2 separate regions of the Homo sapiens genome follow, and region 2 is linked to region 1. The links are chromatin loops, found by intact Hi-C in ENCODE. Cell type or tissue: spleen. All regions are shown on one strand. Links, peaks and the distances in the headings refer to the core of each region. The heading gives the core; the rest is flanking DNA.

Region 1 (12,151 bases), core at 1,345-9,344:
CTTCCTTTTCTCTGGAAAATACTAATGATAATTTAGAAGTAGTCAGTGAGACATTGTATGTATGTGAGCCTACATAAGTAGGAAGCTTTTATATTCACCACTCAATAACACAGTGACTGTTGTCTGTTAAATGTTGATGTGGACTCACCATACAAACAGGTAACTCCCTGGTTTTGATAGATTAAAAAATAAACTCTTCAGCCAGGTGCAATGGCTCACACCTGTAAGCCTAGCAGTTTGGGAGGTCAAGGCAGGCAGATCGCTGGAGTCCAGGTTCAAGACCAGTCTGGGCAACATGACAAAACCCCGTATCTACAAAAAATACAAAAAATTAGCCAGGCATGGTGGTATGCGCTTGTGGTCCCAGCTGCTTGGGAGGCTAAAGTGGGAGGATCACTTGGGCTTAGAAGGTCAAGGCGAGGCTGCAGTGAGCCATTATCAGACCACTGCATGCCAGCCTGGGTGACAGAGCAAGACACTGTCTCAAAAATTTTTTTAAATAAAAAATAAATAAACTCTTGGTGGGGCACAGTGGCTCACACCTGTAGTCCTAGCACTTTGGGAGGTTGAGGCAGTATTGCCTGAGCCCAGGAGTTCAAGACCAGCTTGGGCAAAATAGTGAGACCCCTGCTTTAAAAAAAAATGAAAAAAATTAGCTGAGCATGATGGCGCACACCTATAGTCCTAGCTACTCAGGAGGCTGAGGCAGGAGGATCACTTAATCCCAGGAGTTCAGGTTTCAGTAAGCTAGGGTCACACTAGTGTATTCTAGCCAGGGTAACAGAGCAAGATTCTGTCTCAAAAAAAAAAAAAACAAAATAAAAATATAAAATTCTCAATAAGCAAAAAAGAGAGAGAAAATAAGTTTTTAAAAAATATGTTCAACAAATGAGCAGTAGTATGTATCCTTTTTTTTTTTTTTTTCCAGAAGAGATCTACCCATGACACTTTTTGGTACTAATGGTCATTTCTCAAATGGAATTGGTATTTATTCATTCAAATTCCTAGAGATAGGATACCCCTTTACTATGCCATCCCACAAAACTGGCATCCCTTTGCTCTATTGGTTAAGTTATTCCATACCTGCAGACATATAAACTGTGTGGAAATTTTAAGATTAGACTCTACAATGAGGTGGCCATATATGGATACTAAAATAAGAGTCAACAGCAGGATATGTTCCTTAGAATGGTCATGGGTTTGAATCTTTATTTGTCCTGTGAGTACATGAGCACACTCATATACATAATTTATATTCTGGTTTGGTTTGGACTTTGAGCAACATATATAAAGATAAATGCCTAGTAAAGACAAAGGCAGAAGTCTTTATACTTCTTGGTGATGCCCTTGGATGGTAACTGTACAAGGCAATGCATTATATTTTAGCCTCAGCCATGCTCTGATGGGGAAAGGATTACTATCCTTCTAGGGAGTAGCCAGATGGAATGGACTGTACTTCTTAGAGATGGCTGGACTCCCTGCAGAATAAAGAAGTGGCATTACTGCTGCTGCTTATGAAGGGAACAGCTTGTAAATCTAGGCCTGGGATATTCAGGAGCTCATCATCCTTCCCATTTTCGTACAGTGTTTTCAATTAGCACTCTTGTAGGCTTGAAAAGTGAGAGCTGGGAGAAACAGTGTGGAAGATTGTGAAAGAAAACATTAATTGATAACATCGTGTCTCTTCACATAGATACAGGGCAGCTAATTAAGTATTGACCCAAAAGTGGTTTTCCATTTTGAGCATTTTGCCAGTAAGACTCTCCTAAAGCTTTTTTCATCTCAAGAGTATAAACTATATTATTTGTTTTCTGATGAGTCTTTGAAAACTTAGAATATTACTATTATCCTTGATTTTAACCTACAAATATTTTGCCCCTGAAAAAATAGCTAAAAGTGTGAACTGTTATATTACTACAGATTCTTACAGTCTAGCCATGCAAACATAACTAACAATAGATGGTTCCCCACACCCCCAAAACTGTCAAAGGAAACAATTACAAAGACTGTGATTAATACTGGTTTGGCCTCATTATACAAATATGTACAGACAGCGAGGCTGATGTCCCCAGCACTCATGATGCAATTAATTACTCTGACAAGAGTTTGGCAAAGTTTTCATCCACTGTCAGGAGCCAGTGAGTGAAGGGAAGCTAATGGTCTACAAGTTTCAGAGGAGCATATTAGGGACCTTTAGAAATCTAACATTTTATATATGAAGAAACTGAATCCCAGAGAGGAGAAACATCTTGCTTGAAAATATCTGCGTAGATGAGTACAGAATCCAAGACTAGAACCACAGATATCTAAACTCTCTCATTCACTGGGTTTCTAAAACATTGCTCTAAGGAAGAGGTGGATGGGGGAAGGGGAAAGCACTAAAAAATCCTGAAATAGAGCATTAAGATACATAGGAAGTAAACAGATAAAAATTGTAATCCAGGAATTATAATGTTATAGAATTTTAGCTCATTTTAAAATTATTTTGATAAATATACAGTGGAAGAATTACCCTACCTGTCTGTCACCTTTCTTGTAGCTGAGTAGTACCTAGAGACAAGTGGAGCTAGGAGGAGGCCATGAGGGTGATTTTAAGTTGAAAGGTGACTACCTTATATAAACTATTAAAATGCATATGTTGCCTGATTTCAATGATAATATTTGGCTGTTTGAGTTTAGGGAAAAAAAATCTTATGTGACTGTATTTTTATTAATATGAGAAATGTTCTTGATTATATGCACATAATACATCTCTATACATGCAGATATCCTTAGTTAACACTTGAAGAAAATTGGTTTTGATTGACCATACATTCTTCAGACTAAAGTAGGGTACTCATTTTCCCTCCTCAGGTTTGTCCCTGATAGTTGCTTTTCTGTGTTTAGCTGATGATTTTCCTACCTCCCATTGTTGCTGAACTGGAACAGGGCCATGTTTCTCATTGAAATGTTATGTAAAACATCTCAATGAGGTTGCCTGCTTACAGCTTTATGAGTTCTTCAGTTTACATACACCCTGCACTCACTTTAACGCTTATGAAACCAAAGCATTTTTAAAATCCATAGCGCTAACCCCTTCCATTCAATACTTACTTTCTTGGTGTTATTTTCCTTGTTTGTTTTTGTTTTTGTTTTGTTTTGTTTTCCTGATTCTACAGGTCTTAGAACTCCAAGATGTTCCATAAGTGTTTTTACTTGTGAGGAATGAGAAGCCATCCATGGAAATTTGAACTGAGTGGGGGCAGAGAAAGAGTGCAGATCCCTTTGCTTGTGAAAGAATTATCAGTGAGTGAAAGGCCATCACCCCAGGAAGCCAAATGAGGGAGCAGCAACATGTATATGAGCTTCCTATGGAATTGTCCTTATGTGAAGCTTTGAAGGTGTACAGCCACTCTCCCGGGTCTTCAGGTTCCTACCATTTCCATTTCTGTTAAAGTGGATCTGCATATCTTCAGCTTACTAGGTGACCCGGATGCTGACATCTGCTGCTGCAGAAAGGAAGACTTTTCATTGTAATTTCGCTTAGACCCTTTTATCAGTGGAGCTCCAGTTTTCTTACCTAGCTGTCACTTTTTTAAATGCCTCTGGGGGTTATTTTTGCTTTCCTTGGCCCCCACCAATTTATACATCTCCATTTTCTGACCTCTGGACTAACTGGTTGCTCAGCAAGGTTCTGAAGGAGAGTTTCTTGCATTGGACAGGCCCAGTCTTCTCCCATCATTGCCCTGCTGTGACTCCAAAGAAAGGAGCTTCTTGCTGACAGTGCCCTGTGGAGCAAGGCTGTGTTTCCTACCCCACACGGTGCTCAGTGGGTGCCAGCCCTCAGTGTGGCTTTGTGATTGCTGCCCTAAAGGAGAATGCTCTTTCCTTCCTCACTGGTACTGCCTGCTGTTTTCTAAGCATTGCTCCTGCACAGACATGGAGTCCCAGCCCCAGCAAGGCTCTTCTGTTCCCATCTGTTGACAATGTCTTGTGGAGCATTTTTGCTGAGGAAAAGGTCACTTGTAAACAGAGGAGAAAGGGAAAGAGTACAAAGCCCTAAGTTTATTGTAAGTGAAAACTGAGGGAATTCCTGTCTTCTTTAGGAGTAATGATTCATAGATCTAGATAGGTGGAAATATCATTCAAAATAGTCACTTGAGCTCACAAAAAAAGCAAGGAAGAATTCTCATGTCCTTTGTCTTCCTTCTGTAGCCATTAACTGCTGAATCCATGTGAGGAAGACAGGCTTCCCTTCCTTCCCCCTCCTTAGTGATTTTTTCTTTAACAGCATAAGTAAAGAGGACTTTCTGGTTCATTTTTGTTTGTTTTGTTTTGTTTTGTTTTGTTTACAGATGAGGTCTTCCTGTGTTGCCCAGGCTGGAGTGCGGTGGCTATTCACAGATGCTATCATAGCACACTACAGCCTACAACTCTTGGGCTCAAGCATCACGCCTAGCAGTTTCTGGTTCCTTTAACAGCAAAAGGAAAGAGAGGTTCTGATTCTTACCTCAGGGTTTTTTGGTTGTTCATTGTTTTTGTTTTTGTTTTTGTTTTGACACTGCAGAGCACAAGGCTAAAGGTTACAGCTGAGATCTTTGGAACCAAAGGCAGAGCAAGCAGAGCCCGTTGTCTGGGCCCCACACCACTGCAGGCAGGTGGATAGAAGTGCGGCCCCTCTCATAGTATGCCCATAAGTCAGGGCATAGGGCAGAACTACCTGTCATGTTGCTACACCATCCTGTCTTCTCAGCATCTCCTTGCCTGTTTTCTTTATTAGTCCAAAGGAAAACAACAGCAACAAAATCTGTTTTTAAAATGTCTTATATGAACATATATCAAATATCCATGCGCTGAAACCCACATACCATCACTTGGCAATTTTTTAGAATAAGACCCCATTATTATCTATTGCTATAAACCTAGCCAGTTCTCTTGCTCTTCTGTATTTTCCTATTTCCCTGCCATCATCTGCTATTTCTGCCACTTCTCTTAGACTCCTTGTCTGCAAAGCCCAAGCTAGAACTCACTGTCTATGGCAGAAGGACATCCAGAGCCCATTCTGGAGTTTTGTTTTTTCCTTCTGCCAGATGCTTTGTGTCCTGTCTTCCTTCCTCCTCATATTTCTGTTTCTCATTTGTGTTCAGTTTTGTGCAGCATTGCTAGCACTGCTTTTGTGACCAGAAAAGGCCATAACATGGTCCAGGATCATCATTCTTCTGACTCTAGATGGGACACTTGACAGTGACTTGAAACATTTGCATATTCAGGAATGCATGAGATTTCAAGAGAGCCTACAGTATGAAATCATTTTCACAAAATAAGCAGCTTGCTTCTGAAATGCTGTCTTTCCCAGTAGCTACTCACCTGCCTCTGGTGGCTGGGATTCAGATGCCACAAAACTGTCAGTATCTATAGACCAGGTCTGTGCCACCTCCTCTCTCCTCTGTGCTCAGTGAGGAGGCAGTAAATGAAGTTACAGGCTAGCACAATACCTAACTCATGTTTCCCAGTACACCTGTAGATATTACTGTACTTTTATGTTCTCAAGAAATAAGTTGTTGCCTATTCAGTGTTACAGATTTCTTTGTTTCTTTTTAATTAAAATACAAGAAGCAGCTGAGGAAAGGGAGACAAGGTATTTTATTTCTGACTGATTTTAGAAAAAACTTGTGTACATGTGTTTGGAACTGTTGAAATGCCAAGTTTTCTGTATAAGTGTTTTTGTAATTAAACTTTCAGATTTTCTTTGTTTTTTAAGAAGTTGATGTGCTTGTTTGACATTTGTCTCATTAAAACTTTTCTACGTTGAATTCACCTGTTTCAATTTTACTTGCTTTGTAACAAAAAGTCCTACCTCTGGCCGGGCACGGTGGCTCATGCCTGTAATCCCAACACTTTGGAAGGCCAAGGCAGGCAGATCACGAGGTCAAGAAATCGAGACCATCCTGGCCAACCTGGTGAAACCCCGTCTCTACTAAAAATACAAAAATTAGCCGGGCATGGTGGCATGAGCCTGTAGTCCCAGCTACTCAGGAGGCTTAGGCAGGAGAATCACTTGAACTTGGGAGGTGGAGGTTGCAGTGAGCCGAGATCGTGCCACTGCACTCCAGCCTGGCAACAGAGCGAGACTCCGTCTCAAAAAAATAAAAAATAAATAAAAAAGTTCTATTTCTGTTTTTTCCTCTTAAAGACTTTGTCAACTCTACATTAATCATGACATCTGTTATGCTTTTAAAACAGTAACACATTCATTTTACTAATTGCTACTTCAAAATGTATCTTTACCGGTTTGAGAAGTCAGCTCTTTTAATGTATGCTGTAACAATACAGTGAATTCTAATTCATTTTAATATAGCAGTAGTATTCTGAAGACAACTTACAAGGATGTTTTTAAAGTCAGTGACTCTGATGTCCCCTTGATAGAAGATCATTTGATAGAAGAAAGGAGATGTGCTTAAATGCTTGCTTTTTTTTTTTTTTTTTTGAGATGGAGTTTTGCTCTTGTTGCCCAGCCTGGAGTGCAGTGGCACGATCTCCGCTCACTGCAAACTCCGCCTTCCAGTTTCAAGCGATTCTCCTGCCTCAGCCTCCCGAGTAGCTGGGATTACAGGTGCACGCCACCATGCCCAGCTAATTTTTGTATTTTTAGTAGAGACAGGGTTTCACCATGTTGGCCAGGCTGGTCTTGAACTCCTGACCTTGTGATCCACCAGCCTCGGCCTCCCAAAGTGCTGGGATTACAGGCATGAGCCACCACGCCCAGCCAAATGCTTGCTTTTTGAAAATAACTAATCAAAATATTTTTAAAGGAAATTTGTCACCTATTTCTACTATGCTTTTAAAAATCCTAGGGGTGAGGCAACCTGGTTTCCAGAGCCTGCTGCTCTCCAAGTAGCCATTTGTGTGGCATTGGGCAAGTCTTGATTTGTTTCAACTCCAGTTTCCTCTTCTGACATAACACGTGCCTCAGCAATCCTGTACTATTGTAAGAAGGATAGAGTAAGGTAACAGAATCCACCTTGCCTTGGAGGACAGGAAGATAGGAAGTATCTGTTACATGATTGCCAGTAACTATCAGGGTATCTCAGTTAGGATTGAGTTTGGCTCTACATTAAGCAGAACTAGCAACAGCTTAAATAAGAAGTGTGTCTTTCTCATAGAAAACTATGCCAAAGTTGGGCAGTTAAAGGCTAGTATGGAGGCTCCTGTCTGTTCCACAACATGATCTTTCTCAAGGTCACCCCGTGGTCCAAAATAGCCACTTGACCATCAGCCATCACTCTGAAATTCCTGGCAGCATGAGGAAAAGAGGGCAAGGACAAAATGAGCAAACCTAGCTGAGTCAGGGCCCTCTAAAGAGTCTTCCTGGAAATCGTATTCAACACTTTCACTTAATTTGGCCAGAACTCAATCATGTGACTATAGCTAGCTATAAAGGAGGCCAAGAAATATCATTTTTGCATGGACGTCACTGTGCCCAACAATACAGGTTTTAGTAAGGAAGAAGGAGAAAATGAATATAGAGTAGGCAACTAATGTTAATTTCATAACTATGTGTGACTTCATTTATGCACTCTAAGCCCAACCCCGCCATGCTAGTGAATGGAGTGCATTATCTTGCCTTTGTCTCTTGGCCATTTGAGAATGACCATGTACTTCCGTGATACTTTTTTCCCCCGGAGAGCCAGAAAGCCAAAAACTGGCTTCCATCTGAGTTGCCATTTCCTGTTCCCATCTAGCTCTTCCCCTACCCTACAACAGCTGGTGGCCAGTCTTGTTTAGTAAAAATCAACATAAACAGGTGGTAATACTTCCCCTAGTTGTTTGTTCCCTTTCTCTAACTGCTCAGCATCTGCTGAATTGAAACAACACCAGGACAAGCTTTCCCTAAGGGTGGGGAAATTGAAGTATTGCTTAGCGGAAAAGCTCATAGCTACTTCCTGCCCTCTGAAAGAATTTCCTGCCTTGCAACTGAGAGTTCCAAGTCAGGGGTTTTTTCTTTGTTTTATTTGTTTACCTTTGATATATAGCCTGCACTCAAATATATACTTCAGTATCTATGGATATAAGCAGTAGTTTATATGCCAGCCCATTAAAGAAATCAGGATTGAGAATCAGACTAGGTGAAATTGTTAATGTACATCTGCTCATCCAGAAACCATTTCAGTTTAGTTTTCACAAGACTATGTGTCTACAGGGGGAAACTTTTGCCAGAGGTAGAAATGTAAATTCTCTTAGCTTAGTGAAATGCAAAAGGAGGAGCCACAAGAAGATAAGAATGGCATTGGGAAATTAAGTGCATGGCCAATGCAGATTTTCCAGATAGAAGGATTTTTATAAACCACCTGCAACACCAGATCAGTGGGAGGATGTCTTATATGTTTATGTGGGAATATGTAAGATTCAGTGTAAGAGATTCTCTTATTTGAATCTCTCTCTCACACACACACACCATCCAACACTTAAGAGCCAGAGTTTTTTATACCAACTTCTCTTCATTTCACTTTAATTCACCCTTTATTTGGGAATACAAAGATGTTTATAAAACATGGTTTCTGCCCTCCATAATTTCTGATAATCTAGTGGGAAGGACAGACTTGTACATAAATATTTCTAACATAGGGCAGCTTGTATTAATAGTTTTAATAGAGACAAATAATTTTTAGAGAGTGAAAAAGTTATTTGAATCTTACCTGATGAGATATTTTTTCCATAAGTGCAAAAGAGTTTGCAATAGAGAGTAGATCTGAGTCAGGGTGGGGGATCAGTATCTTAACTAATTAATAAGGGCTTTATCTGGAATGTAAATGAAATATGAAAATCTGAACTGATAGCTATCAGAGTTTGTCTGGTAGAGGTTGAGGTAGCTGGAAGGTCAGAACATTTGGATTAATTGTAATTTAGACAAGCAGTTTTTCAAAGTTCACTTTTGATTCATTCATAGATCATTAAATCAGTAAGTTGGTCAAAAACATTTTTAAAAATTAAAATGAGAAACTATCAGAATGCACTACAGGTAGTTAAGGGTATTATTTTGTGAAACTTACACTTCAGATACAGTCATATGTCTACATACACTTTTAATGTAAAATGTGTTTCTTACCATGGGATCACAATAAAGATAGTCAATGACTGTTTTATTACCTCTGAAATTGGACAACACTGCTGGGTTCAGGTCTGGATTCTGCTGCTTTCCTCTTACGTGACCTTAGGCAAGTTGCATAAACCACTGTATGACTTAAGTTTTCTCATCTGTAACATAGTGATATTTATCATTTCTGTCCTGTAGAGTTTTTATGTAGATTAGTCAATCCATGTAAAACACTTAGAATAGTGCCTCTCATAGAGTAGAAGACACTTAAATATAAGTTGTTATAATTTGTGGAAGACTAAAGGGAAAAGAGAAATAACAGACATATACCATAGGCCACTCTGCTGTGCTTTTTATGTAAATTATGTAATTCCACAACTTTACAGAGTAGGACTACTGTACTCATTTTTACAGTAAGTAAATTAAGACACAGATCTGATAAGTGACTTGTGCAGTTACAGAACAGGGAACAGGTAGAGAAATGGTTTATATCCAGATAACTGTGGCTTTACATTCCACTATAGCCGTACTGTCTTAGAGATAACTAATGAGAGTGGCATGAGTTCAAAGCCGTAGCATGGTATGGTGGGTCTGAGAACTGGAATTAGACCTATTCAACAATATTTGTTGAATATCTTTCTTGCGTTAGAAATTGTTCTGGGTCCTAGTCCCCATAGAGCTCTTCCCCTTGCTGGGGAAAAAGAGACTACAAACAAGTAACCTAACAAACTCATCTCAGCTAATTACCTAGATAAGAAGAAATGATATAAGCTAGGATAGAGAAAGGCCTTTCTGAAAAAGTATCTTCTGAAGAAAGACAAAATTGATTTGAAGGAGCCAGCCCGGTGAAGGGCTGAGGGTATACAAAGGCTGAAATCCTGAGGCAGGAATGAACTCTGGAATTTCAAGGCATAGAAAAAGCTGGTGAGGCTGGAGCAGAGTAAACGAGAGGCAGAGTGGCTTTGAAGTTGCAAGGCAGGCAATAGCAAGATCATGTAGATCCTCAGAAGTGTCGTAAAGAGTTTGCAGTTTGTCATAAGTGTAATGTGAAGAGAGTTCTACACAACTGAGTGACAAGATCTGATTTCTGTTTTTAAAGGGTCACTCTAGGCCGGGCGTGGTGGCTCATGCCTGTAATCCCAGCACTTTGAGAGGTGGGAGTGGGCAGACCACTTGAGGCCAGGAGTTGGAGACCAGCCTGGCCAACATGGTGAAACCATGTTTGTATTTTTCTACTAAAAATACAAAACAAAATTAGCTGGACGTGGTGGCGCGCATCTGTAATCCCAGCTACTCAGGAGTCTGAGGCATGAGAATCCCTTGAACCCAGGAGGTGGGGGTTGCAGTGAGCCAAGATTGTGCCACTGCACTCCAGCCTGAGTAACAGAGCAAGACTCTGTCTCAAAAAATAAAAAGTAAAATAAAATAAAGGGTCACTCTGGCTGCTGTATAGAGAATTGTGGGGTGGGCAAGAGAAGAATCAGAGAGACTAGGAGAAGGCTGGCATAGGAACCCAAGTGAGAAATGACAGTGGCTTAGCCTAGAGTGGTGGGAAAAGGCAGATTAATTCAGGATATAGTTTGGGAGTATAATGGACAGGAATTGCTGAGGAGTGGGATGTGGAGAATGAAAGAAAAAGAAGAATGACTCAGTTTTTCCTGGGCACAGTGGCTTACGCGTGTAATCCCAGTACTTTGGGAGGCCAAGGCGGGTAGATTTCTTGAGCCCAGGAGTTCAAGACCAACCTGGGCAACGTGGTGAAACCCCATCTCTATAAGAAAAAGAAGAAGAATGACTCAGTTTTTTTGGCTTGGAAAACTGGGTAATGGAGAGAGGTGCCATGGCCTGAGATTGCAGACTTAAGTATGAAACATCACGGAAGAAAAATCAAGGATTTGTTTTTGACTGGCTAAACTTGAAGTCCCAACAACAGATGAGCCCCTGGGCAAGACACACATCTCCCTGCTATCAGTTAAAAAGTTCCTTTCAGTTCCTAAAAGTCTGTGGTTCCTTGAGATTCTAAGTTCAGGTCAGTGTTTGCTAACATTCCTTCTATCCTCAGCGCATGTGCACACATGTAGATCCAGTTACGTTGTGCGTTGAACTGTGAAATTAAGGAATGGTCTCCTTTTTAATTCTTGACGCTTCTTAGGAAAAGAATTTTTAAAACTTGCATCTGCATTTGTTTAAGATTGACATAAAGCAGCTGAATGTTCTAGGATATAAAAATCATGCCATAACCTGACCATTAGAAAATCCTGGGGCAAGAAATGGAAAGCGTCTGCTTAAAAGAGACTGGTCAAAAATATATTTGGCATCATTCAAAGAAGGGTAATGTGAGAAGACATCACTGATACAGTCAGAAGGTTTAAAGACTCAGCAAATGGGCTCCTGTGAGGGGTGCTTTTGCTATCTTCAAGGATAGAAGTCAACTGAAGGCAGCTGGGTCCAGGCACTGGAATGTAAGACAACAACCTATTTTTCTTGGGGCCGGTGGATTTTTGAAGTAGACTTATGTTATATTTATCAAAAGAATTTCTTGGTTTAAAGGACAAACTAATATAGTAATTATGGATTTTATTCATCCCTCAGAAGAATGAGTATTTTAGATACATTCATTTTTTCAAGCATTTCCAAGTACTCACTATGTGTTTTGGGTGTAAAGTTGAGGAAGTCCCTCTCCACTGGAAGCCCACAATGTAACAAAAAATAGATACAAAAGCTAACTACAATAGGGTCTGATAAATGATCAAACGGCTGTGAGCGCAGTATTCTGGAAAACACAAAGGAAAAATTCAGTGGTTTTGCTTGGGGGAAGGCAAAAGAGCTTTACCAGGATAACATTTTGAGCTGGGCCTTAGAAAAAGAGTAGTTCCTTAAGATAAGCTAGAAATAGACCTAGAGATAGAAGTACATTTTTGGTGTACTCAAGTAATTCAGCGTGACTGGAACACAGGTTATATCCAGGGCACTGACCAAAAAGAAAGATAGTGAGGTGTTCTGAAAATGGATTGTAAATGGGCCTTGAATGTCAAGCCAAGGGTTTTAGCTTTTGTTTTGCAGGCAGAGGGAAGGCCT
Region 2 (12,151 bases), core at 2,703-10,702, 50 kb before region 1:
GCCTTTGGGTATACCCAGTAAGATTTATGTGATTGTAGAAAGAGCAGGCAAATGGCTTGGCCTTCAGAGAATCCCACAAAGTAAAGTAACCTTTTAAAATAGTAACTTAAAGTCTGACATAAGATTCTTAACAGGATATTCATCACAAGATAAGATATTCAAAGCATAGCGTGTAAGACATTCAAAGCATATCAGCAAAAAAGGAGAGATTCCTTCATTTTTATTGAAGTATGGTATACTCACAAAACAAATTTAATATCAGGAATATAAAACAAGAGATACGATGTTCCAATTCTGGCTTTAGTCGGATATTATAAAATTTAATCCCAATTTATAGATAAGGCAATTCAAGGCTCGAGATTACACACCAAATAAGTGGACTCTAGGCTGGGTGTGGTGGCTTCTGTAATCCCAACACTTTGGGAAGCCAAGGCAGAAGGATCGCCTTAGCTCAGGAGTTTGGGACCGGCTTGGGTAACATAGTGAGATGCTGTCTCTACAAAAAAATAAAAAATAGCCAGACATGGTGGTATATACACATGTGGTCATAGCTACTCAGGAGGCTGAGGCCAGAGGATCGCATAAGCCCAGGAGTTCAAGGCTGTGAGCTGTTATCGAGCCACTGCACTCCAACCTGGGCTACAGAGCAAGACTCTGTCTCAAAAAAAAAAAAAAAGGAGGGGGGAGCCTCTAGAACATAGGCCTTTAATCTGTGTGGTTGTTTTGCAATTTATATGTATAATTTTTAAATAATATGTTGGCCGGGCACAGTGGTTTGTATCTATAATCTCAACACTTTGGGAGGCTGAGACAGGAGGATTGCTTGAGGCCAGGAGTTTGAGACTAACACAGGCAACATAGCAAGACCCCATCTCTACTAAACAAAATAATAATAATTTAATATGGTGGGTTTTTTTGTTTTTTTTGTTTTTTTGAGACGGAGTCTTGCTCTGTCTCCCAGGCTGGAGTGCAGTGGCGCTAGTGAGCTCATGCAATTCTCCTGCCTCAGCCTCCCAAGTAGCTGGGATTACTAGCGCTTGCCTGCTTCAAAAGAAATGATTTCCAGCACCCCATTTTTTCTTTTCCAGCCTCAAAATTCATATCTCCTTTTTTTCCCCCATGTCCACATGTCCTTCATTCCTATACTTCATAGCTTTAATTCCTGTTCTCTTGATACAAACCTTCATGTTTGTTGCTTGATGGCATCATAATTATCATAACTTTTTGGCTTAATAACAGTAGCAGTTATATCAACAAATAATAAAATGTTCATACTTTTGAGCCAATAATTCCACATATAGAACTTCATTCTGAGAAAATACTTTAAATAAGAAAAATAGTTAAAGGCACAAAATGTTAATAGCACTGATATCTATACTGTCTAAAACTTGAAACCTTCTAAATATTCAACAATATAATAATGCCTAAGCAAATTATTGCCTATCTACTCAGTGGGCTGTAAGACATTCATTTTTCACAATAGCGTCTTTAAGAATACATTGAAAGATGTTGTAAGAATGTTTTTGCAAAAATGAAAAGGAGAAACATCAGAAGAAAAAGTAGAAAAACTAATGTGATTGGTGTCTATTTCTGAAGCATTTATATTTTCTATATAATAATAATTTACATTTACTGACCACTTACTTGTGTCAGGAACAATACTCAAGCAACATTATAGAAGCAACAATTTGTAGTTATTGAAAACTGGTGTTCTAGAATCAAATCTGAGCTTCATCACTTACTAATATGTGGTCTTGAAAAGGAAATGGAGGATAACTATGTCTACATTAAATTATTAAATCTATATAAAGTATTTGGCACATACAAAACCTACAATAAGAATGTTTTTGTTATCAGACATTTTATAAATATGTCTCATTTAATCTTCACATCCTCACAGTAACCTCATTAGATAGTGTTAACGTTCATTTTACATGAAAGAAAATTGAAACTTCAAATGTTTAAATACTCTAGGTTAAATAACTTGCCGAATCACTTAACTAATAAGCAGTAGAGTTTTTATTCAGAGCCCAAGCTATGGTTTCCACTTATGACTCTGAGAGATGAGGTTGCTGCAGACTAATGCTTTTGCTAAGAACAGGAAAGATGAGAATTAAAAAGAAAAGTGAAGGCATCAGAGACCTGCTGAGGCATCCAGGACTTAAGAAACCACAACCATAGAACCAAAGGAGCTTCAGAGAAGTGGGCTGATGTTCCATGCTTCTCTTTTTTCCTAGGAATTTGCTAATTCTTAGAGCATGACAAGATGCTGTGAAACTTAGCAGAGGGTTTCTTCTAAAAGCAGAGAAGCTGTTAGTTTTATGGGGCGGAGCAGACAAAACTTGGATTTTAGAGATCTCCAGGTAGCTAGTTCTTGGGTCAAGATCCCTAGAGAAGGACAGTACCCAGAAACTTTTTTAAAACTTGTTTTCCCCTCACAGTGTTTGCTAGGCAGAGTCTAGAACTGTAAGAAAGTTAATTTGTATTGCTTTAAGCCAATAGCTTTGGATAACTTGTGACAGCAACAATATGAAACTATTACAGAGACATGAGGAAATGATGAAGAAGTCTAACATACATATGACTGGAGGAGAGAAAGTTAGAAGCAGTAATATTTTAAGAGACAGTGATTGAGAATTTTCTAAAACCGATGACAAATATCAAGCCATGGATTTGAAAAGTGCAAGAAACGACAAGCAGAATAAATACAAGGAGTACCACACTTTCATTCTTCATAGTAAAAATAAAACTGTTGAAAGTAACCAGAGGAAAAAAGACACATAATCTTCAAAGGAACAATTAGACTGACATCTGACTTGTCAACAGAAATAATGGGGGCCAGAAAACAATACAATGTAACTTTTTTGTTTGTTTTTTTGCTTTTACCTACTTGGTTTATTTATTTTTTATTTTATTTTATTTTATTTTGAGATGGAGTCTCCCTCTGTCACCCAGGCTGGAATGCAGTGGCGTGATCTCAGCTCACTGCAACCTTTGCCTCCTGTGTTCAAGCGATTCTCCTGCCTCAGCCTTCCAAGTAGCTGGGATTACAGGTGCATGCCACCACACCCAGCTAATTTTTGTATTTTTAGTAGAGACAAGGTTTCACCATGTTGGCCAGGCTGGTCTCGAAGTCCTGACCTCAGGTGATTTGCCTGCCTTGGCCTTCCAAAGTGCTAGAATTACAGGCATGAGCTACCATGCCCAGCTGGTTTTTTTTGTTTTTTTAATTGACAAAAATTATATGTATTTATCATGTACAGCATGATGTTTTGAAATATGTATACATTGTGGAATAGCTAAATTGCGCTAATTAACATATGTATTACCTCACACAATTTATGTGGTAAAAACACTGAGCATCTACTCTCTTAGCAATTTTCAAGAATATAATACATTGTTATTAACTATAGTTAACATGTTGTACAATAGATATCTCAAACTTATTCCTCCTATCAAACTGAAATTTTGTGTCCTTTGACCAACATCTTCCCAGCCCCACCCCACCCCTGGTAACTACCATTCTACTCTATACTTCCATGAGTTCAGGTTTTCTAGATTCCACATATGAGATCATATGGTATTTGTCAGTGCCAGGCTAATTTCACTTAACAGATAATGCCCTCCAGGCTCATTCATTTTGTTGCAAATGACAGGATTTCCTTCCTTTTTTTAAAGCTGAATAGTATTCCATTGTGCGTATATACCACATTTTCTGTGTTCATCTGTTGATGGATACTGAGGCTGATTCCATATCTTGGCTATTGTGAATAATCTGGCAATAACCCTGAGAGTGCAGATATCTTTTCAACATAGTGATTTCATTTCCCTTGGATATATTCTCAGAGAATGCAACCTTTAAGTTCCTTAAAGAAAATAACTGCCAATCTAGAAATCACGATGGCAATTAGAACACATTTACAACAGCGTGATTATGAAAATACATGTGAATCAGTTAAAGATATACTCAATGAAAAATTTATAGCCTTAAATGCATATATTAGAATAGAAAAAAGTAAAAAATCAGTTATCTAAATACCCATCAAGGTAGGAAAAGAACAGCAAATTAAACCCAAAGTAAGTAGAAGAAAGGAAATAATAAAAAAATAGAAATCAATGAAATAGAAAACAAATTGTTGGCCAGTCGCAGTGGCTCACGCCTGTAATCTCAGCACCTTGGGAGGCCGAGGTGGGTGGATCACCTGAGGTCAGGAGTTTGAGACCAGCTTGGCCAACATGGCAAAAGCCCATCTCTATTAAAAATACAAAAATTAGCTGGGCGTAGTGGCAGGTGCCTGTAATCCCAGCTACTCAGGAGGCTGAGGCAGGAGAATCACTTGAACCCTGGAGGCGGAGGTTGCAGTAAGCCGAGATCGCGCCATTGCACTCCAACCTGGGCAACAAGAGCGAAACTCCGACTCAAAAAAAAAAAAAAAAAAAGACAACAAATTGGCATTAGGAAATAACAAGACCAAAAGTTGGTTCCTTAAAAAGATTAGTAAAATGCATAGACCTCTAGCAATATTGATAAAGAAAAAAAAAAGAGCATAAATTACCAGTATCAGGAATGAAAAGGGAAAATTTCTTTACAGATTCTACAGATGTCAAAAAGGTAGGAAGATACTATGAACAACCTTACATAGACAGATTTGAAATTTTAGATGAAATGGACAAATTGTTAAATGCTTTATTAAAATTGGCATATAAAAAATTGACATGAAGAAATAGAATATCTGAATACTGTTTTTATCTGTTAAGTAAATTGAATTCAGTATTTAAAATTTTGGCTGGGCATGGTGGCTAATGCCTGTAACATCAGCACTTCAGGAGGCCAAAGCTAGAGAATCATTTAAGTCCAGGAGTTCAAGACCCTGTCTCTACAAGAACATTTTAAAAATTAACCGGGCATGATAGCGTGCACCTATAGTCCTAGCTACTCGGGAGGTAGGAGGATCGGTTTAGGCTAGGAGTTCGAGGTTACAGTGGGCTGTGATTGTGCCACTGCACTCCAGCCTGGATGTTAGAGACCCTGTCTCTAAAAAAAAAAAAAAAAAAAAAAATTTCTTCAAAGAAAACCAGGTCTACCTGACTTCACTGGTGAATTCTTACAAATATTTAAAGAAGAAATAACCCCAGTGTTACTCAAACTCTTCAATAGAATACAAGTCGTTTTATGAGATCATCTAAGCCTTAATGCCAAGAGCTGGCAGTGATATTTTGAGAGAAGATATTTACAGAGCAATCTCTTTCGTGAACCTAAATGTGTTACTTGGGAATATAGGAACTCTAAAAGAATCTATAGACAAACTATTAGAATTAATAAGCAAACTTACACGAGCAACCAACAGTTAGAAAGTGAAATTTTTAAAATGCCATTTACAATAGAATCAAACAAATCAAATTTAAGTCTTGTAAGATCTTTACACAGAAAACTATAAAACATAGAGAGAAACAAGATATAATAGGTAGTCATAGATTGGAAGACTTGGTATTGTAAAGATATCATTTCTCTCCAAATTGCTCTATAGATTAAATGGAATCCTAATAAAATCTCAGGTGATTTGTGTACATGATGGAAGGAGGGACTTACAAGTTGATTCTAAAATTCACATAGACATGAAAAGGACTAAGTAGTCAAGACAAACTTGAAGAACAAAGTTGTAAGACTTTATCAGATAACAGGATTTATTATAAAGCTACAGTAATTACAATGTGGTAATGGCGCAAGGATAGACAGATCTGTGGAACATAATTGAGAGCCCAGAAACAATCCCATATGTATGTAATCAATTTATGACAACAGTAGCATCCACCACAGTAGGGGAGGGATGGATTTTTCATTGAATGGTGCCTGGTTTTGTGTGGAAGGGGCAGGGAATGAATCTTGAACCCTTACCTCACAACATATACAAAAATCAGGTCTAGTTGGATTATAGAGCTAAATGTGAAAGAAAAATTTAGGGAGAAACTGGAAAACACCTTTATGATCTTGGAGTAGGTAATGATCCGAAAAGGAAGGAGTTTATGAAATTAAAAACTTCATAAACTCATGAAATTGGAGTTTATGAAATTAAAAACTTCATAAACTCATGAAATTGGAGTTTATGAAATTAAAAACTTATCTTCAAAAGACATTATGAGAGTGAAAACACTAGTCACAGAGTGAGAATACATATTTGTAATACATGTATTCAACAAGGGACTTGTAGAGCTCTTACAGATAAATAGGAAAAAACAAATAATCAAATTTTGAAAAGGACAAAATACTTCAATAGGCACTCCACAAAAGAAACTATCCAAAGGCCAATATGCACCCAGCTATTTTATTTACATTAAATAAGTGCAAATTAAAGCCACAGTGAGATACTTGGGACCTCTCAGTATCTTGAGGCCTCTCACTACATCCCCACTGAAATGGCTAAAATTAAAAAGATTGAGAATATCAAGTATTGATGATGTGAAGACACTGAAACTCATATGTTTCTGGTAGGTGTGTGTATTTTTACAGCCATTTTGGAAAACAATTTGGCCGTATATTCCAAAGGTGATCATACACCCTCTGACCCAGCTGTTCCTAGGTATACACCCAACAGAAATTTATATGTTCACCAAAAGACACAAATGGACAAGAATGTTCATAGTAGCATCATTCTTAATAGCCCAAATGTCCATCGAAATAGAATGGGTAAACAAATGTTTCTTGTATCTACATGGATGATCACCAAGCATAATATCGAGCAAAAGAAGCCAGATAAGTGCATGTAAGTACAAATAATTACATAGTATATGAATAAAGTTCAGAAACAAGCAGAACAAATCTTAGAAGTCATAGTAATTACTTTTACAGGGATAGTGAATGGGAAGGGGCATAAGGTAGGGGATTTCTGCTTGTTGTAATATTCTGTTTATTCTGATAAGGCTACAGGTGATACAGTCTATGAAAAGTTGTCAAGCTGTACACTTAAAATTTGCATAATTTTTGTTTTATAGTCTATTTATTTTGGAGACAGTCTTCTCTGTCACCCAGGCTGGAGTGCTGTGGCGCGATCTTGGCTCACTGCAGCCTCCGCCTACTGGGCTCAAGCAGTTCTTCTGCCTCAGCCTCCCAAGTTGCTGGGACTACAGATGCGTGCCACCATGCCTGGCTAAATTCTTTTATTGTATTTTTTTTAAGTAGAGATGGGGTTTCACCATGTTGGCCAGGCTGCTCTCAAACACCTGACCTCAAGTGATCCGCCCGCCTCGGCCTCCCAAAATGCTAGGATTACAGGTGTGAGCCACTGCACCCAGCCATTTGTTTTGTACTTTAAGTTTACTTAAACCCTCCACTCCCTCAATGACTTGAAGGACTGTATTATTTTTCTCTACATTCCCTATACACAAACCATGTAGGTGGTATGCTTCTACCCCACCATTCCATCAAAAGGGCTCTACTAGGTTACTAATAACTTCCATGTTGTCAAAAAACTTGGGCATCTTTTACATTCTCATTTAACCTCAGTAACATGTAGGTGCATCTTTTTTTTTTTTCTTGAGATAGTCTGACACCACGCATTCCTGGCTCTCTGCCTACCTCTGTTCATGTCCTTTTTGCAGTTCCTCCTCTACTCATCTTCTAACTGTTGAGTTCCTCAGAACACAATTCTAACTCCTTTTAACCTATTATCTCTCCTGAGGTTATATCATACATTCATGCTTTAAAATACTATCTACTATACTTGCTGGAAACTCCTAAACTCCTGTCTCCATCTCAGACTTTTGTTCTGTATACAGAGTACAACTTGATATTTTATCTCAAAGGCATCTTAAAATGAACATGTCTAATCTTAATACTTTTTCTACTTCTACATCTCGAGTATTCCTTATCTCCATAAATGACAACTCAGTCTACTAATTTCTTCGTTAAAAATCTTGGGCTCATTCTTGAGACCTCTTACTAATCCCCTTACCCGTTCAACACACACACTTACACACCCCCCTATCCAGACCACTGCAAGATTCTATTGATTCTACCTCCTAAATATATCTCAGATCCACCCTCTTTGCTACATCTCCACTGTTGTTATCCTTTTCTAAGCCACTGTCATGCTATGGTGGACTGGTGGACTATTGCAGTAACTACTTCCCTACTGATCTTTATAGATCCATTTTCTTTTTTTTTTTTCCCTCCCCCAAGATGGAGAGTCTCACTCTGTTGCCCAGGCTGGAGTGCAGTGGCATGTTCTCGGCTCATTGAATCCTCTGCCTCCCAGGTTCAAGCAATTCTCCTGCCTCAGCCTCCCAAGTAGCTGGGGCCATGGGTGTGCACCACCATGCCCAGCTAATTTTTGTATTTTTAGTAGAGACTGGATCTCACCATGTTGGCCAGGCTTGTCTCAAACTCCCAATCTCAAGTAATCCACCTGCCTCAGCCTCCCAAAGTGCTGGGATTCAGGTGTGAGCCACCACACCTGGCCTCTAGATCCATTCTTACACATCTATTCTTTACACAGAAGTCAGAATGAACTTTTAGAAAGCATAAATGTCACATCATGCCCCTCCTTAAAATTTCTCCTTAAAATTCCTCAGAGGTTTACTCTTATACTTTGGGGAAAACCCGGATTTCTGACATGGCCCCAGATCTGTTCTGGATTTGGTTCCTGTCTACCTGTCTTTGTTGCTTTCCTCTCTGGCTCATTTTTCTCCAGCCACAAGCCGCCTTTCACTTCCTCCAAAGCATCAAGTTCTCTCTCACCTCTGGGTCCTAATAAGCTAATTCCTCAGTATGCAATGTGCCTACTTAACATTTAGCTCTCAGGTTATGTGTTCCTTCTTCAAAGAGGTCCCCTGTCTAAATGAAGTCTCCCCTGTTATTCTATAGCTTTCTGTTCTTTTCCTTCAGAGCATTTTAAACAAATTTAAAGTTTATTTATTGGTATATTTGCTGAACGTCTTTCATCTCCAACTGTAGTTTTTCATGAGGGCAGAGACAATTTGTTCACCATTGTATTGCTGGTATCTTAACCATGTACCTGGTACATATTACTGAAAATATGTAATGAATAAGAAAATAGATCATGCCATCCTAGGTAAACTATAGGTCGGGAAGTACTTCATAGGTGTGTGCTGTGCCCTGAGAGCATGAAGGAGTTGCTTGTTTCCTCTGGTTTTTGATGTTTTTGAAGTTTTTGATGATTAGTCTTCTCAGTGCTAAGCTAAATTGGCAGTGTGTGCAGATTTTATTTAAGCCCCCACAGAGGAATACACCTACCCACATTTTTTAGATTGAAACTTTTTTTTTGTTTTTTGAGACGGAGTTTCACTCTTGTTGCCCAGGCTGGAGTGCGGTGGCGTGATCTCAGCTCACAGCAACCTCTGCCTCCTGGGTTCAAGCGATTCTCCTGCCTCAGCCTCCTGAGTAGCTGGGATTACAGGCATGCGCCACCACACCTGACTAATGTTTGTATTTTTCTAGTAGAGATGGGGTTTCACCATGTTGGCCAGGCTGGTCTTGAACTCCTGACCTCAGATGATCTCCCTGCCTCGGCCTCCCAAAGTGTTGGGATTACATGTGTGAGCCACTGTGCGCAGCCCTAAGTTGAAACTCTTTAAAAGTAAAGATAGAGAGTTCTCAATAGCAGTCTTGACTAAATAACTTTGTCTTCTTTTCTAGAACTGCAATTTTGTTCGTTTTTTTGAGACAAGATCTGGCTCTGTGGCCCAAGCTGGAGTGCAGTGGCATGATAACTCACTGCAGCCTTGAACTCCTAGGCAAAAGTGATCCTCCCGCCTCAGCCTCCCAAGTAGCTTGGACTGCAAGCTCATACCACCACACCAAGCTAGGTTTTTAGTTTTAATTTTTTTTTTTTTTTTTTTTTTTTAGAGACAGGATCTGGCTATGTTGCCCAGGCTGGTCTCAAACTCCTGGGCTCAAGCGATCCTCCCACCTTGGCCTCCCAAAGAGCTGGGATTACAGGTGTGAGCGACTGGACCCAGCCAAACTGCAATTTTAAAAAAATACATAAGGGCCCTACAAAGAAAAGTTAGTCTAATCGCATTTGGTTACTCCTGAGATTTACAATATTGTTTGTAAATATTATTAACTATTTTAGTCACATAAATATGCCATAATGCAACCACAGTAAGTATATGACATGTCTTTTAATCAGAATAATCAGAATAAAGCAAAAAATGACCATATTTCACAATATTAATGTATTCACGTGTTTTATAGGTTATACACATCTATTATGATTTGATATTACAAGATACTCTGCATTTTCTTATATAGCTTGGGTTTGCTTTCTCCATCTTAGATGTAGTTTTTAATTATTGTTTTTGAAGCTGGTTTTAATACAATAAGATGCTTAATTGTACGTTTGGTAGAAAATTATAAGCACAACAATTTGAAACAGCTTTCAGGCTACTAGCATTTCCCAAAACCCTTGAAAAAATGCCTGTTTACTACCAATTTTAAACCAGATAAATTTCATTTCAAGAGAAAATGTTTTCAAGTTTCTTTTTTTTTTGAGACGGAGTCTCCTCTGTCACCCAGGCTGGAGTGCAGTGGCGTGATCTCGGCTCACTGCAAGCTCCGCCTCCCTGGTTCACACCATTCTCCTGCCTCAGCCTCCCGAGTAGCTGGGACTGCAGGCACCTGTCACCACGCCCGGCTAATTTTTTTGTATTTTTTTAGTAGAGACGGGGTATCACCGTGTTAGCCAGGATAGTCTCGATCTCCTTACCTCGTGATCCACCTGCCTCAGCCTCCCAAAGTGCTGGGATTACAGGCGTGAGTCACCACGCCCGTCCGTAGGTTTGGAGTTCATTATAAAGAATAACTTTACAATTGTCAGAGCTATTGAGAAGTGGAAGTAGACATTCCCAAGAGAGGCTTTCAGGTTGGGGGCTGAGCCTTGGTTGTATGATTGGACTCAGTGATCTTTGTGGGACCTTCTAATCTTGGAATTCTCATCTTAACCAATGCTGCTTTTTTTCTTTTACTTTTTAAAACTGTGGTACATACAGTAAAGTACAAAAATCAATGAATTTTTACATAGATATATATGTGCCTGTGAATATTTTCGTCACTCTAGGAGGCTCTTCAGTCATTACCTTCTCTCTCCCCACGAGAGATAACCACTATTCTGATTTCTGTCACTATACGGTTGTTTTACTTGTTATTGAGCTTCATATAAATATATTCATAGAATATTTATTCTCGTGGGTCTGGCTTCTTGGCTCATCATTATATCTATGAAATTCATCCATGTTGCATGTAGCAGTAGTTCAATCTGTATAGTATTCCACTGATTTCATTGTAGGACTATATCATAACATATCCATGCTACTGTTGATGGACACATGGGTTGGTTCCACTTTGAGGCTATTATTTAAAAAGCTGCTATGAACATTCGCATACATGTCTTCTGTTGGTTATATACACTCATTTCTCTATGATATATTACTAGGAATGGAGTTGCTGGTTCATAGGATAGGTGTATTTTAACAGATATTGCTAAATAGTTTTCCAAAATGATTGTCCCCATTTAGATTCCCAGTAGCACCGTCAGAGAATTTCAGTTCCTCTCCATCCTTGCTACCACTGTGTATTGTCATTTTTTTTTATTTTAGCCATTCTGGTGGGTATATAATACTGTCTCTTTTTCTATAGCTATTGATCATTTGGATAGTCTCTTTATGAAGTGCTTGCTTTGTATTTAGCCCCCTTTTTTAAAAAAATGGGTCATTTATTTTTAATCTTAGTGATATTTAGGAGTTCTTCGTATATTCTAAATATGAGTCTTTAGGGAATATATGTATTACAAATATAATTTCCCAGTCTGTGGCTTGCCTTTTTACTCCTTTAACATGATCTTCTGATGAACAGACATTCTTAACTATAGTGAACTCCAATTTGTCACTTTTCTCTAATGTGGTTAGTGCTTTGTCCTCTTTAAGAAATCTTTGCCTAGCCTAAGATCATGAAGACATTTAGACCAACAATTCTTAAATTGTGGTATTAAACTAGATAATAGTGAACTTTTGTTGGTTTACACACACAAAAAGAAGTAAATGGATAGAAATGTACTGTTTTCTCCCATAATTTATTTTGAAACCTTGGGTATTAACTATAAATAAGTAGATAATGATGTTACTTAAATCTGAAATT

The links. Peaks named below come from ENCODE experiments on the same cell type or tissue, not always from the same donor. Only the 100,000 strongest peaks of a DNase experiment are listed, where the experiment ranks them.
Region 2: it touches region 1 in a loop (2.1-fold over the local background); 51 of 110 quality-filtered maps call a loop at or near these places.

Annotation. Positions count from the first base shown.
Region 1 is chr15:77,479,812-77,491,962 of GRCh38, forward strand. HMG20A (high mobility group 20A) reads left to right here. Exons shown (of 10, transcript NM_001304504.2): 10 at 3,159-5,792. Among named protein-coding and RNA genes, the nearest start is that of HMG20A, 65 kb to the left of the region's middle. In spleen, for the core only: no CTCF peak of the experiment used is centred there; no DNase peak of the experiment used is centred there; H3K27ac peaks cover 6,058 bases.
Region 2 is chr15:77,428,302-77,440,452 of GRCh38, forward strand. The region is part of intron 1 of HMG20A (high mobility group 20A); the gene reads left to right. Among named protein-coding and RNA genes, the nearest start is that of HMG20A, 13 kb to the left of the region's middle. RefSeq lists an enhancer at 2,049-2,148. In spleen, for the core only: no CTCF peak of the experiment used is centred there; no DNase peak of the experiment used is centred there.